Linked DNA regions of Homo sapiens: all the other regions are linked to region 2. The links are chromatin contacts, found by Hi-C or POLR2A ChIA-PET in ENCODE. All regions are on one chromosome and are shown on one strand. Each heading gives the region's core, a stretch centred on a gene start or an enhancer-like site at or near the end of the contact. The rest is flanking DNA. Distances are from core to core; before and after follow the strand shown.

What was found. Hi-C counts contacts between places; a loop is a spot of excess contacts on that map. ChIA-PET counts read pairs that join two places held with the same protein, here RNA polymerase II (POLR2A). Pooled maps may share reads with other maps.
Region 1: a map of naive thymus-derived CD4-positive, alpha-beta T cell shows a loop between it and region 2 (22-fold over the local background). The contact joins the promoter of LINC02427 here to the promoter of ANKRD37 in region 2. A Hi-C loop is called at or near these places in 3 of 168 maps with a recorded cell type or tissue (CD4-positive, alpha-beta memory T cell and naive thymus-derived CD4-positive, alpha-beta T cell), 1 of 37 single-sample maps with no recorded cell type and 12 of 50 pooled maps. POLR2A ChIA-PET finds 5 or more read pairs at or near these places in 1 of 52 experiments (activated T-cell).
Region 3: a pooled map shows a loop between it and region 2 (11-fold over the local background). The contact joins the enhancer-like site here to the promoter of ANKRD37 in region 2. A Hi-C loop is called at or near these places in 6 of 50 pooled maps.
Region 4: a loop to region 2 is called in a map with no recorded cell type, with 4 times the contacts of the local background. The contact joins the enhancer-like site here to the promoter of ANKRD37 in region 2. A Hi-C loop is called at or near these places in 8 of 37 single-sample maps with no recorded cell type and 4 of 50 pooled maps. POLR2A ChIA-PET finds 5 or more read pairs at or near these places in 1 of 52 experiments (activated T-cell).

The regions. Positions count from the first base shown.
Region 1 is chr4:184,536,253-184,538,952 of GRCh38, forward strand. It overlaps LINC02427 (long intergenic non-protein coding RNA 2427), which reads right to left and starts at 1,331. Exons shown (of 3, transcript NR_147158.1): 1 at 1,250-1,331. RefSeq lists enhancers at 1,062-1,271, 1,342-1,671.
Region 2 is chr4:185,395,364-185,398,200 of GRCh38, forward strand. ANKRD37 (ankyrin repeat domain 37) reads left to right here and starts at 1,478. Exons shown (of 5, transcript NM_181726.4): 1 at 1,478-1,587; 2 at 1,787-1,939. The coding sequence starts at 1,561. It overlaps LRP2BP (LRP2 binding protein), which reads right to left and starts at 561. Exons shown (of 9, transcript NM_001377440.1): 1 at 1-561. RefSeq lists silencers at 684-873, 1,094-1,463 and an enhancer at 994-1,063.
Region 3 is chr4:184,762,211-184,764,910 of GRCh38, forward strand. ACSL1 (acyl-CoA synthetase long chain family member 1) reads right to left here. Exons shown (of 21, transcript NM_001995.5): 15 at 2,643-2,700; 16 at 957-1,045; 17 at 197-313. Among named protein-coding and RNA genes, the nearest start is that of CENPU, 29 kb to the left of the region's middle. Within about 2 kb of position 1,426, at least 8 of the 41 ENCODE cell types and tissues checked have a DNase peak (open chromatin) inside an H3K27ac peak, as active enhancers do.
Region 4 is chr4:186,148,733-186,151,490 of GRCh38, forward strand. It overlaps FAM149A (family with sequence similarity 149 member A), which reads left to right. Exons shown (of 14, transcript NM_001395294.1): 2 at 441-551; 3 at 834-972. Among named protein-coding and RNA genes, the nearest start is that of FLJ38576, 41 kb to the right of the region's middle. RefSeq lists an enhancer at 1-1,187 and a silencer at 1,206-1,401. Within about 2 kb of position 1,449, at least 9 of the 41 ENCODE cell types and tissues checked have a DNase peak (open chromatin) inside an H3K27ac peak, as active enhancers do.

The sequences.
Region 1 (2,700 bases), core at 81-2,580, 860 kb before region 2:
TAACATTCCAGAGAAGGCAAAAAGACAATAAAGATAGAGATAAGAAATACAGGGATGGCTCAAAGATAATAAATGCTAAAGGAAAGCAGGCTAGGGGAACGGGAAGAGAGAATATTAGGGAAGATGTACACGTGTGTAGGACTGCAATTTTAAATGTTAGGAAAACATAATATTTGAGCAAAGACTTTCTGGGGTATGAGGGTTAGTTTTATGTGTCAACTTGGCTAGGCTATTATTAATTATTATTATTTAATTAAATTATTTAATCAAACACTAATCTAGCTGTTACTGTGAAGGTATTTTGTAGATGCGGTCTGCTTTGAACGGCATTTCTAGCGGCCCTGGCCTTGTATTACACTGGACACTCTACTGATTACCAACTCACTCACTTTTGGGAGACTGTGGGGTTTAGGAACTATGTTGACATACTTTATTTTGAACTGCCTTCACAAAAACTGACAAGCAGGGAGGACCGGTAATATCACCCTTATTTTACAGACAAGAAACTAAGACTCAAAGAGGGAGACTAACCTGTAAGAGATAACAGAATAAATAGCAGAGCTGGGTGTCAGGCCACCATCCTATCCTTCTTGACAATATACTGGAAAGGAATTTGCAATCACTTCTAACTGCTCACCTTCCAGCCACCATTCACTCTTCAACCATTTCAATCTGACACACCCCCTAACTCAGATGTTTTGCTTTTTTAGGGGGGTGAGGTGGGGACTGTAGTTTTCCATGAATTACATACATTAAGGGTGTCTGTCAGTCAAGCGGCGCCTTAAGGAGATGTCTCATTCCCCCAGGCTACTGTCTTCAGAACAAACACATTAACCAAAACCAGTGAAAAGAACATGATAAGAATCCCGGGCCCAAGGATTACAAAGTACACAGCTCAGAACAATCTCTAAAGGAAGCACGCAGGGTAAAATACCCAACAGCCTCCTCTACGTTCCTCTAAATTTCCCACTGAAATCCCTTAAAGAGAAAACATTCACCACTACAATAATATCCAAGATTGTCAGCCTATCCCACAGTCTGGGAGGGATTCCTACAACTCCAAGGACGATGTGACCAAGGACAACAGCCAGCAGGAACCACCTGTGCTGGGCCCCCGCAGCGAGGGGCAAACACCTCTCTCCCGGTTCAGAGAAGCAAGATCTGTGCCCAACAAAAAACTAGACAGCCGTCTCTCTCTGTGGTGCCTGCTGCTTTTTTGTGAAAGAAAAACATAAGCTGTTCCCAATACCTTCCCAAGCAGCCGACAAACGAGGGCTCTTCCGCCTTAAACTTTCCCCATACCGGGCGGAGCCCCAAGCCACAGGAAACCTCCAGCAGGAAGTCGGGCTGCCAGGGCGGTGGCGGGCGCGGTGCATCCTGGGAGTTGTAGTCCGTTCTCGGAGGCGCAGGCGCAGTGGTGAAGGCGGGGAGCTGGGGGCAGCACCGCAGAGGATTGTACTTTTTCCTGAATGATACAGTCCTCCTTCCACATCCTTGGGGAATTGGTTCCAGGACCTGTGCTGATACCAAATCCGGAATGCTCAAGTCCCTGATATAAAATGGCGTAATATTTGCATATCGCCTACGCACATCCTCCGTGTACTTTAAATCTTCTCTGGATTATTTCTAATACCTAATGCAATGTAAATAATTGTTATACTGTGTTGTTTAGGGAATAATGGTAAGGAAAAGTCTGTACGTGTTCAGTACAGATGCAATTTATTAAAGGATATTTTCGATTCCTGGTTGATTGAATCCATCGGTGGGGAACACTGTGGATACCGAGGGCCAAATGTATGAGGGTGTCGAAAAAAAGTCAGGGGGTGCCGTTAGGAGACCTCGTTTCACAGAGGGAGGGTGATCTGATGAATGTCGGCCGCACAGGAAGACTTGGCTTGGAAACGGGTGTCGGCCTCCGTCCAGTCTCAGATCTGAAATGGACTGAGATAGCCCCCAAGTGGACAGAGTGGGGTGAAGAATAACCCACACGATCTACAAACGGGACTGTGGAACTGTGACAAAACGTCGTAGAATCAAGGAAGGCGAGCCGACGCAGACTCAGAGAAAGAACAAACCTCAGAGTCATCTACCTTATAAATAGAACTTTTTAAAAAATTTTTGGCTTCTTCAAAAACTATCCCCCCAAAAAAAACAACAACAAAAAGCACCAACGCATATTATATATTAGGACTTGTAGGCAAATGAACGTATGGCACAGTCTGGACTCATATACATCAAAATGTTAAAATTAGTCTTCTTTGGATGAGAGTGTTGCATTTTATAAAACTTATGTGTATTTTCCTCATTGTTTACAAAGATGAAATAATTTTTTGGTTTGAAATAAGTATAAAGAAAAACACATAGAGCAATTTTTAAACACCTTGGTATCTACGACAAAGTTTTATCATATTTACTTCAGATCCTTCCTCTCTTCCTTCCTTCCTTCCTCCCTGTTTCTTTCTAGAAAAGAAAAGAAAACCAAAAAAATTATGGCCGTGCACGATTGCTCATACCTGTAATCCCAGCACTTTGGGAGGCCGAGCCGGGCGGATCACAAGGTCAAGAGTTCAAGACCATCCTGGCCAACATGGTGAAACCCCGTCTCTACTAAAAATACAAAAATTACCTGGGCGTGGTGGCACGCACCTGTAGTCCCAGCTACTCGGGAGAATAAGGCAGAAGAATCGCTTAAGCCTGAGA
Region 2 (2,837 bases), core at 228-2,727:
TTAGTTAGGAATTCCTGAAAATGAACTTCTGTGCAAACCTGAAGCTTCAACACGTGTTTTAAAAAGCAGTGCTTATTGAATTGATAAACAAAAGCGAAACTGGCAATATCAACGTGTGCTCACCTCACAAATCTGACAACAGTATCTCTACACTGCCGTTCTTTAAACATCATTAAAAGATATTGTGAATAGTTTAAATATTAAAAATGTGGAATATAAGAACGATTCTATATATTTGAACACACATTTATATTCAAATATTCATATGAATAAAAATGCTTAAAACTACCCCTTGGGTAACTAAGTATAACAACATAAACTTGCGATTGCAAATTTTATGGCTCTTACTACAAAACAAAAAGTAGAATGAAAAGACCACTTATCTTTAGAGGACAAGCATGAACTTGTTTTCTAACAGCATAACAATAAACGTATTTATTTCTCCGAGCTTTCAAAGGCATCAACAGAAGGGAATCACTAAAAATGTAGGGGAAAAGAAACACTCGGCTGGAGCTTTGGTTTCTAAGCAGATCCTTCTGGAAAGACGCTTAGGGAGAGTCTAGGGAGCAGCTCTGACGTCAGTAGCTGCCATCGGAAGTCAGGTCATGTTCTACAAAAAGCAGTGACGCACGCCCGACAGCACCCGCGGGGCCGGACAGCGGCTTCACCAGCCCCGCGGGTCCGAATCGCACGCGGCCGGGTCCGCTCTCCCGGGAGGAGAGCCCGGCGTGGACCAGCGTGACGACCCCAGCGTGCTGCGGCCTCTCCCCGAGGGCCCCTCCACAAGGGTCCCTGCGCGGGCCGGGCTCGGCCGTTGCCACTCGGGACAGCCATCCCCTCGAGTTCGCGCTCGCCGTCCCCGCCTTCACCTCCCGGGTTGGGAGGCGGGCGACTGCGCGCGAGGTAAAGGAACTTGCGTTCCCCGGCGCCGAGGCGGCAGCAGCGCAGTGCACAGCGGCTTCTGAAGGCGGCGTCGACGGGGAGCTGCGCGTGGCTCCCAGTTTCCTGGTTACGTGCGCGCCGGCAGAGCCAAAACCTGCAGCCGAAACTCCCGCTTCTCCGTAAGGATTAAAGGGCGGGCGCACTACCGGGAGACGTGTCAAACTCAGCGCGCCTCATGGCGGCCGCGGAGCCCCACCCGCTCCTACTCCAGTCCTCTCACGCCCACTGACTTACCCTGCGCACGCGCGCTGAGGCTCCGTGGGGCCGCCGCGGGCCCCGCCCCGAGGTGGGAGGGCCTGACGCATCCACAGCTGGCCAATCGGCGGATGGCCTCGCGCGCCCGCCCCCTCCCCCTGCCCCCGGCGCCGGGCTCCACGTGCCAGTGTTTGTGTACGTGCGGCCGTGGCGGGGCTGGACAGGGTCCGGGTCGTTGAGGATTAGGCTGCTCGGGCGTAACCGGAGCTGGGGCGCGGCTGCCAAGGGCCGGCCCGGAAGTCCCAGCGGTCTTTAAATTCTCCCGTGCTAGGGCCAGCCTGCGCATTCTTACCTGTCGGGGTGCGGCGAGTGTCTCACCTCTCTGCACTTCCAAGGACTCTTGTCATCTGCCTTAGGCGGGAAATGCTGTTGCTGGATTGCAACCCCGAGGTGAGATTCGGGCTCACAGAGCCCGAGCTTTTGTCCTGCAGGCTCAAGCTTCTAGATTCGTCTTCTCGTTAATGCGGGGACGGACCACTGGGCGCTGCCTGGTCAGAGCTGGTTGTGAAGGGCGGGGAGGTTTCCAGCCCGGAGGGGCGCGGGACTGGACAAAGGTGGGAAGGGTGCTGGATCTGTTCTCTTCCTGCAGGTGGATGGTCTGAAGCATTTGCTGGAGACAGGGGCCTCGGTCAACGCACCCCCGGATCCCTGCAAGCAGTCGCCTGTCCACTTAGCCGCAGGAAGCGGCCTTGCTTGCTTTCTTCTCTGGCAGCTGCAAACGGGCGCTGACCTCAACCAGCAGGTAACTAGGTAACTGTTGCTGTGTACAGCCGTCCCCTCCAACCCAGACACACACAAACATTTCTCAGACGCCAAGAGTTGTTTCAGCTGTTAAAAACATGTCTATAGCAGCGATGTCCAACAGAAATATAATGCAAGACACAGATGTAATTTAAGAGTTTTTTTCCAGTCTTGATGTGAGGACATGAGAAATTTGAAGTTTTTAAGTAGCCACATTAATAAACGAAACATGAAATTTTAGTATTTGACCCAATTTGTCCAAAATGTTATCAGTTCAATATGTAATCAAAGCAATTGCTGATTAGATATTTTACACTTTCTTTTATTCTGTCTTCACAATCTGGTGTGACAGCGTATCTCAAATCAGACTAGCCACATTTCAAATACTCTAGCCTTAAGTGGCTGTTGACTATCATATTGAACAGCACAGATCTAGTTTATTTCAAAAGAAGTAATTGCTACATTACCAAAAGTCTCCCTGCAGCAATTGAAATACTTAGGAGCTATGTCCACAAGCATTCTAATTTCCTAAAGAGTTTTCTTACTGTAGTTTGCATCTTCCACTGAATATTAAAGCATGGTGAATTTTAAATTGTAAACTTTTCTGGAAGAACTCTTTTTATTTGCTTACATTTTAATGTATGTGCATATGGCTACACGTTTTTATTTATTTGAGACGGAGTTTTGCTTTTGTCGCCCAGACTGGAGTGCAATGGCGCGATCTCGGCTCACTGCAACCTCTGCTTCTTGGGTTCAAGAGATTCTCCTGCCTCAGCCTCCCTAGTAGGTGGGATTACAGGCACGCGCCACCGTGCCCGGCTAATTTGTGTATTTTTAGTAGAGACAGGGTTTCACCATGTTGGCCAGGCTGGTCTCGAACTCCTGACCTTAGGTGATCC
Region 3 (2,700 bases), core at 176-2,675, 630 kb before region 2:
AATCCAACCAAGGATGCTAAGTGTAACCCTGTCCCCTGCAGGAAATGGAACAGTCTACATCATACCACTCACCAAGGAGGAAGGGAAAGAGAAAATTCAGGGTGCCACTGCCACATGGCAGCTGCACAGTAGATAAGACATTTTCTTCCCCACAGTGGAACTGAACTGTTTGTGACCTGAGGAGGCGGCAACTTACTGGTAACCATTTTCCAATGTCCCCTGTGTGTAACCAGCCGTCTTTGTCCAAAGCTTCTGCTGTTTTCGCTGGGTCCTTCAAGTAGCCCTGAAATACATTTGGCCCTTTCACACACACCTAAAGAAAAGAAGATCATCAGTGAACAGCATTTACTGGGGTTTTTCCAGAGAAAACTGGTGTGTGCATGTGTGTACGTGTGTGTCTGCCCCAACCTTTAGCTGGAAGCCCTAAACTCCAGGATGCAGAGGGAGTTACCAGAGCCCCACCAGGGTCTGCGAGAGATCTCCAGTGCCCCTACTTCCCTTCCTGAATTACCTCAGCTCTGGCCGATTTGTAGGGCAAATGCTTGCCCTAGGTTCTGGCTCAAAGCTGTTGGAAAGCCCCGCAGGGGATGAAATCACTTTTAAGTAATTAGGCTTCCCATCCAGCAGCCAGCAGCTCACTAATAGGTACCCAGGGCAATCAACAGGCAGGACCTTCGTCCCAGGAACTGAGGCCACCGGGCCTTTCTTTGCAGGCTCTCCAGCCCAAATCCCTATGAGGCCTGGCAGAGGAAGACAGGCATCAGTGTCCCTCCTGCCCACTCCCCGAGAGCTGAACATAAATGTACCCTCAGAAAGAAGCCTGGCAGACTCCAGGATCACCAATGAAGTCAAGTTCAATGGCTTTATTGAGCTGTTGGGAAATACCACAGCATTCGCAAAGGCCAGCGATCACAGGAAATGGCAGCGAGGGAAAATGACTGACGGTTTTCACTCACCTCGCCCTCGCCCTCGGCAGCCATGTAATTCATTTCTTCCACATCAACAAGTTTTATCAAATTGCACGGCATCGGGGCCCCAACATGGCCTGTATATTAAATAAGCAAATGGTCATTCCTAAGGGAACTACTCATAACCTCAGGTCAAATTATTTTGATAGCAAACAGGATTCCACATAAGAAAAACGGCTGGGATAAACTTCTGATTTCTGCAATTACAGCCATTCTCTTCCTAGTATAATTTAAGAGAGTCTATTCTTAGACTAGGGAAGAACATATTTAGTGTCTTCAGGACCTTTTCCAAGTGTGATGCTCTGAGTTATTTATGAGTAATTTGGCCTCTATGTGAAGGTTCCTACAAACACCTGGAAGCAGCCTCTCTCAAACCTTCACTCGGCTTCCACCCTCCGATCGCCCCCACCCATTACTTGCACTCATCTTACACAGAATTCTTAGCATCCTGTTCTCTGTAAGAAGAGAGAACATATGCAGCTTTGGCAAACCTCACGCACCACCTGGTTCTGATCAACACGGCCTTTATTTCCTTGCGTATGAAGAAGCATGTCTTACAGTTTTTACTAAGACGGGACAGTGCTTATTTCTACAGCTAACTTAACTCTCTTGCCAAAGGCTGTTAAGACTGGGCTGTCTTTTCCAAAAGCAGCAACAACAGACATTAGATATGTTAGATATCACATTAGATATCACAAATAATTCTTCCTATGTTTTAATAATTTGAGCTTCTAGAGATCAGTATTCCAAATTCTCTGTTAAGGAAACTGAGGTTAAAAATTAAACAAATACCATAAAGAAGATTCACAGACTGTCTGCGTTAATTCCAGGACAATGATGTTAGTGGACAGTGCTAGGTTCTAGAATATATGTTACTAAATGGTGCTAATACTTATAATACTCCAAATAAGCTGGGAAGTTTATTTATCACAGTGTAGAATTTACTACTCAGGTGACACAGAGGAAGCACAGAAGCTCTGCAGTCAGGCCGGGGTTGAAATCCTGGCTCCAAAGCATAATGCCGCGTAAATTCTCATACATCATTTATGTGTTACTTAAGCAACAATCTATAATTTCCTCTGAGAAGTACCAGAACTTATCTCACAGGGACACTGTTGGGGTTACACTGACATTAGGTACATCCTAAGCACCCATCACAGAGGCTTACCCATGACAGATGCTCAATTATTTTTGTTTGTCCTCCTCCTTTTTCCTTTTGAGAAATGACTTTTTGAGAAAAAGGACTTGTATTTATTCCTATTGGTAGTCCCAACACCTAGCACAGCACACAGTACAAATTCAATAACTATTTGTTGTTTAAAATGACCAGCAAATAACGAGACCCTACTCAATTACTAGGAAGCTCTGTTGGGCCAGACACTCTCAATCTGGAACACAGGGCCCCTCTCAGATGTCACTAGTAGAGTCTAGGCAAGTCTCTGCTGCCACCAGCTTTACAGTCAGATCCCCAGCGCCACCCCTCAGTTGCAGGAGGTGTTCTCCCCACAGTGCCCTGACTTACAAGAGTGTTTGCCCCCAGAGCCTAATGATCAGAAACATAGCACTTTTGTTTAAGATGGTTAATGAACCAGTCAGTGATTAACCCAATTCCAGACATACCAATAACCCAGTATGAATAACAAAATTCCAAAAAGGAGCCTCCTACAGCCATACCTGCGGTCCAGTCTCCAGGCATGGTCAGGCAGCACCCGGCAGTGCACTCTGTCTGTCC
Region 4 (2,758 bases), core at 199-2,698, 750 kb after region 2:
TTAATTAATATGGGATTAATGATTTTTTTACTGGAGGAGTGGTTGGGTTTTGTAAGTAAGTCCCTTGTCCCTGGTCAAGGGACAACTGGGACCTGAAATCCCTGAAATACTGTGAACTGTTTGGGGCAACTTTTCCTTCTCTGGCTGAGTCACAAAAAGTTGATGTTGTCTTCAGTTCACATAAAGGTACATATAGGTTAATGGCAACCTTGATTTTAAGAAAAAGAAAAATGATGACATCCTAAGTCTCAGTTTCATCAGGATGGGGTGTGTGTGTGTGTGTGTGTGTGTGTGTGTGTGCGCTCATGCACAGGTGGGTTTGGAGGGATGTGGCAGAACGAGAGGAGCAACTTTGTATAAAAGAGAAATTTTAAAAGTCTTAATGAATAAAACTATATTATTACATTAGGGAGACTCGTCATGTTTTATTTTATTTCCAGAAGAGGACTGTCAGAAGGACGTAGAAGGCACGGTTTTACTGTGAGGAGCAAAGATTCTTTACCTACGCATTTTACAAGAAATGTGCAGAAAGCCATTGATAAATATACCTGGTAAGAATTCACCTTGCTTCAGATTACAAAATCACAAAATGCCCGTAACAAATGTGGGAAGGAAGTTAGTGACTGGCCATGAATTTCTAAAAGTAAGATGCAGTTTTATTTTTAACCTAGTGTAAACATCACACTGTAAAAATATTTCAAAATTAGTATACTGTGAAATTAATAAATATATTTAATGAAAGAAAGAGGAAGCAGGCTCAGAAAAGTGAAGCCACTTAGCCATCCAAGCCCTTCCAGCAAATGTGATTTCTTTGCTCATGTTCATTCCTGCAGCAAATCCTTGTCATCCTTTTCCTCCAGCGGAAGCCATACACCCACGGGAGCCCACACCTCTTGGTCTGGGTCGGCCACACAGAGCTCTACCACCGGCTCATCCACGGAGAGGGGCTCCGTTTATTCCTGGAGAGATGACGTATGTCTCAGAATATTTTGGATAATCTTGTAATTACAGTTTATAGTGAAGAGTTGCTTCCTTATATTCAAAATTATTTTTACCAATTATAAAAGCATGACCTATTGCATACATACATGTACATACATGTAAAAGCATGTACATGTTACATGTGAAAATAATAGATCACGAACCGTGGAGGAAAACAGAACTCCCTCGTGACCTTCTGGCCCCGTCTTAGCTGCCCGCAGTTTTCTTGTTTCCACCCTGCAGCCGGCTCTCCGGGTGTGTGCTCCTTGTGACTTCTTGGATGGTATCCATGGCCGGAAATTCAGGACTTGAATAAGAAAGAAATGCTGGAAAAGTAAAAGCTGTGGCAGCCACTGTGATTAGAGAACTCCCCGCCAGTATTCCCAGTCGGATATTTCACCTTCACCCCCTACCGCTGGGGGCGCTGTTGCCTCTGAACTGCTTTTGTCTGTGTGAGCCTGGGATTCTGGCTGGGCGAGCTCTGCCTCCACTGCTCCAGCTTGCTCAGGAGCTCACTGGCTCCAGTCTCCTCCCTCCCCCTCCCTCCAAGGGTCTCCGTGGATCCCAGGACACAGCCCTCCTTTTTAAGGCCCACCTGGCTGCAGCACCTTGGGTGTTCTGTTTTACCTCGTTTATGCTGGGTGTTTTGTTGTTGTTGTTGTTGTTTTTTGCTTGCTTGCTTTCTCTCTCTCTCTGTCTCTTTTTTTTTTTTTTTTTTTTTTTTGAGACGGAGTCTCGCTCTGTCGCCCAGGCTGGAGTGCAGGGGCGCGATCTCGGCTCACTGCAAGCTCCGCCTCCCGGGTTCACGCCATTCTCCTGCCTCAGCCTCCCGAGTAGCTGGGACCACAGGCGCCCACCACCACGCCCGGCTAATTTTTTGTATTTTTAATAGAGACGGGGTTTCACCGTGTTAGCCAGGATGGTCTCGATCTCCTGACCTCGTGATCCGCCCGTCTCGGCCTCCCAAAGTGCTGGGATTACAGGCGTGAGCCACCGCGTCCGGCCTTTTCTCTCTTTTTTTTTTTTAAGACAGAGTCTTGCTCTGTCACTCAAGCTGAGGTGCAGTGGTGCCATGTCGGCTCACTGCAACCTCCGCCTACCAGGTTCAAGCAATACTCCTGTCTCAGCCTCCCGAGTAGCTGGGATTACAAGTGTGCACCGCCATGCCCAGTTAATTTTTGTATTTTTAGTAGAGACGGTGTTTCACCATGTTGGCCAGGCTGGTTTCGAACTCCTGACGTTGTGATCCGCCTGCCTGGGCCTCCCATGGCATGAGCCACTGCGCCCAGCCTCTTTGCTTTCTTTAAAAGTGGTTCCCCACTCCCACTGCACATGGGAATCCGCTTCTGTCCGCAGCTGTGCAGCTGTGATTCTCAGGGGAGCCGGCAGGGCAGGTGCACCGAGGGGGTCTGAAAGGGACTCAGCTCAGCACTGCTAGGAGGACCTTTCACGCACGCAGCTCCCTTACTTAGGGGCAGCTGCCTCCTTCCTCTCCCTTACGCCCACTCACCACCATCCCTCAAGCCCGCCTTCCTTGGTAGAAGGCTGAGCACCACTGCTTTACTCTGTCCAAATTCTAGGATTCTTTTAGTACAACGTTTAATGGAATTACCAGGGAAATTCGTATAACTTCCATTAATACTCAGGCCTCACCCTAATAACCACACTTCTTAGGATAACTAAGGATTTTTTTTTCCAGTTCATTGATTTAAGGAGATTAATGGCCTTTTCTACAAAAGTAATTTTCTTTTCTGTGGTATCACCAGAAGAAAAAAAA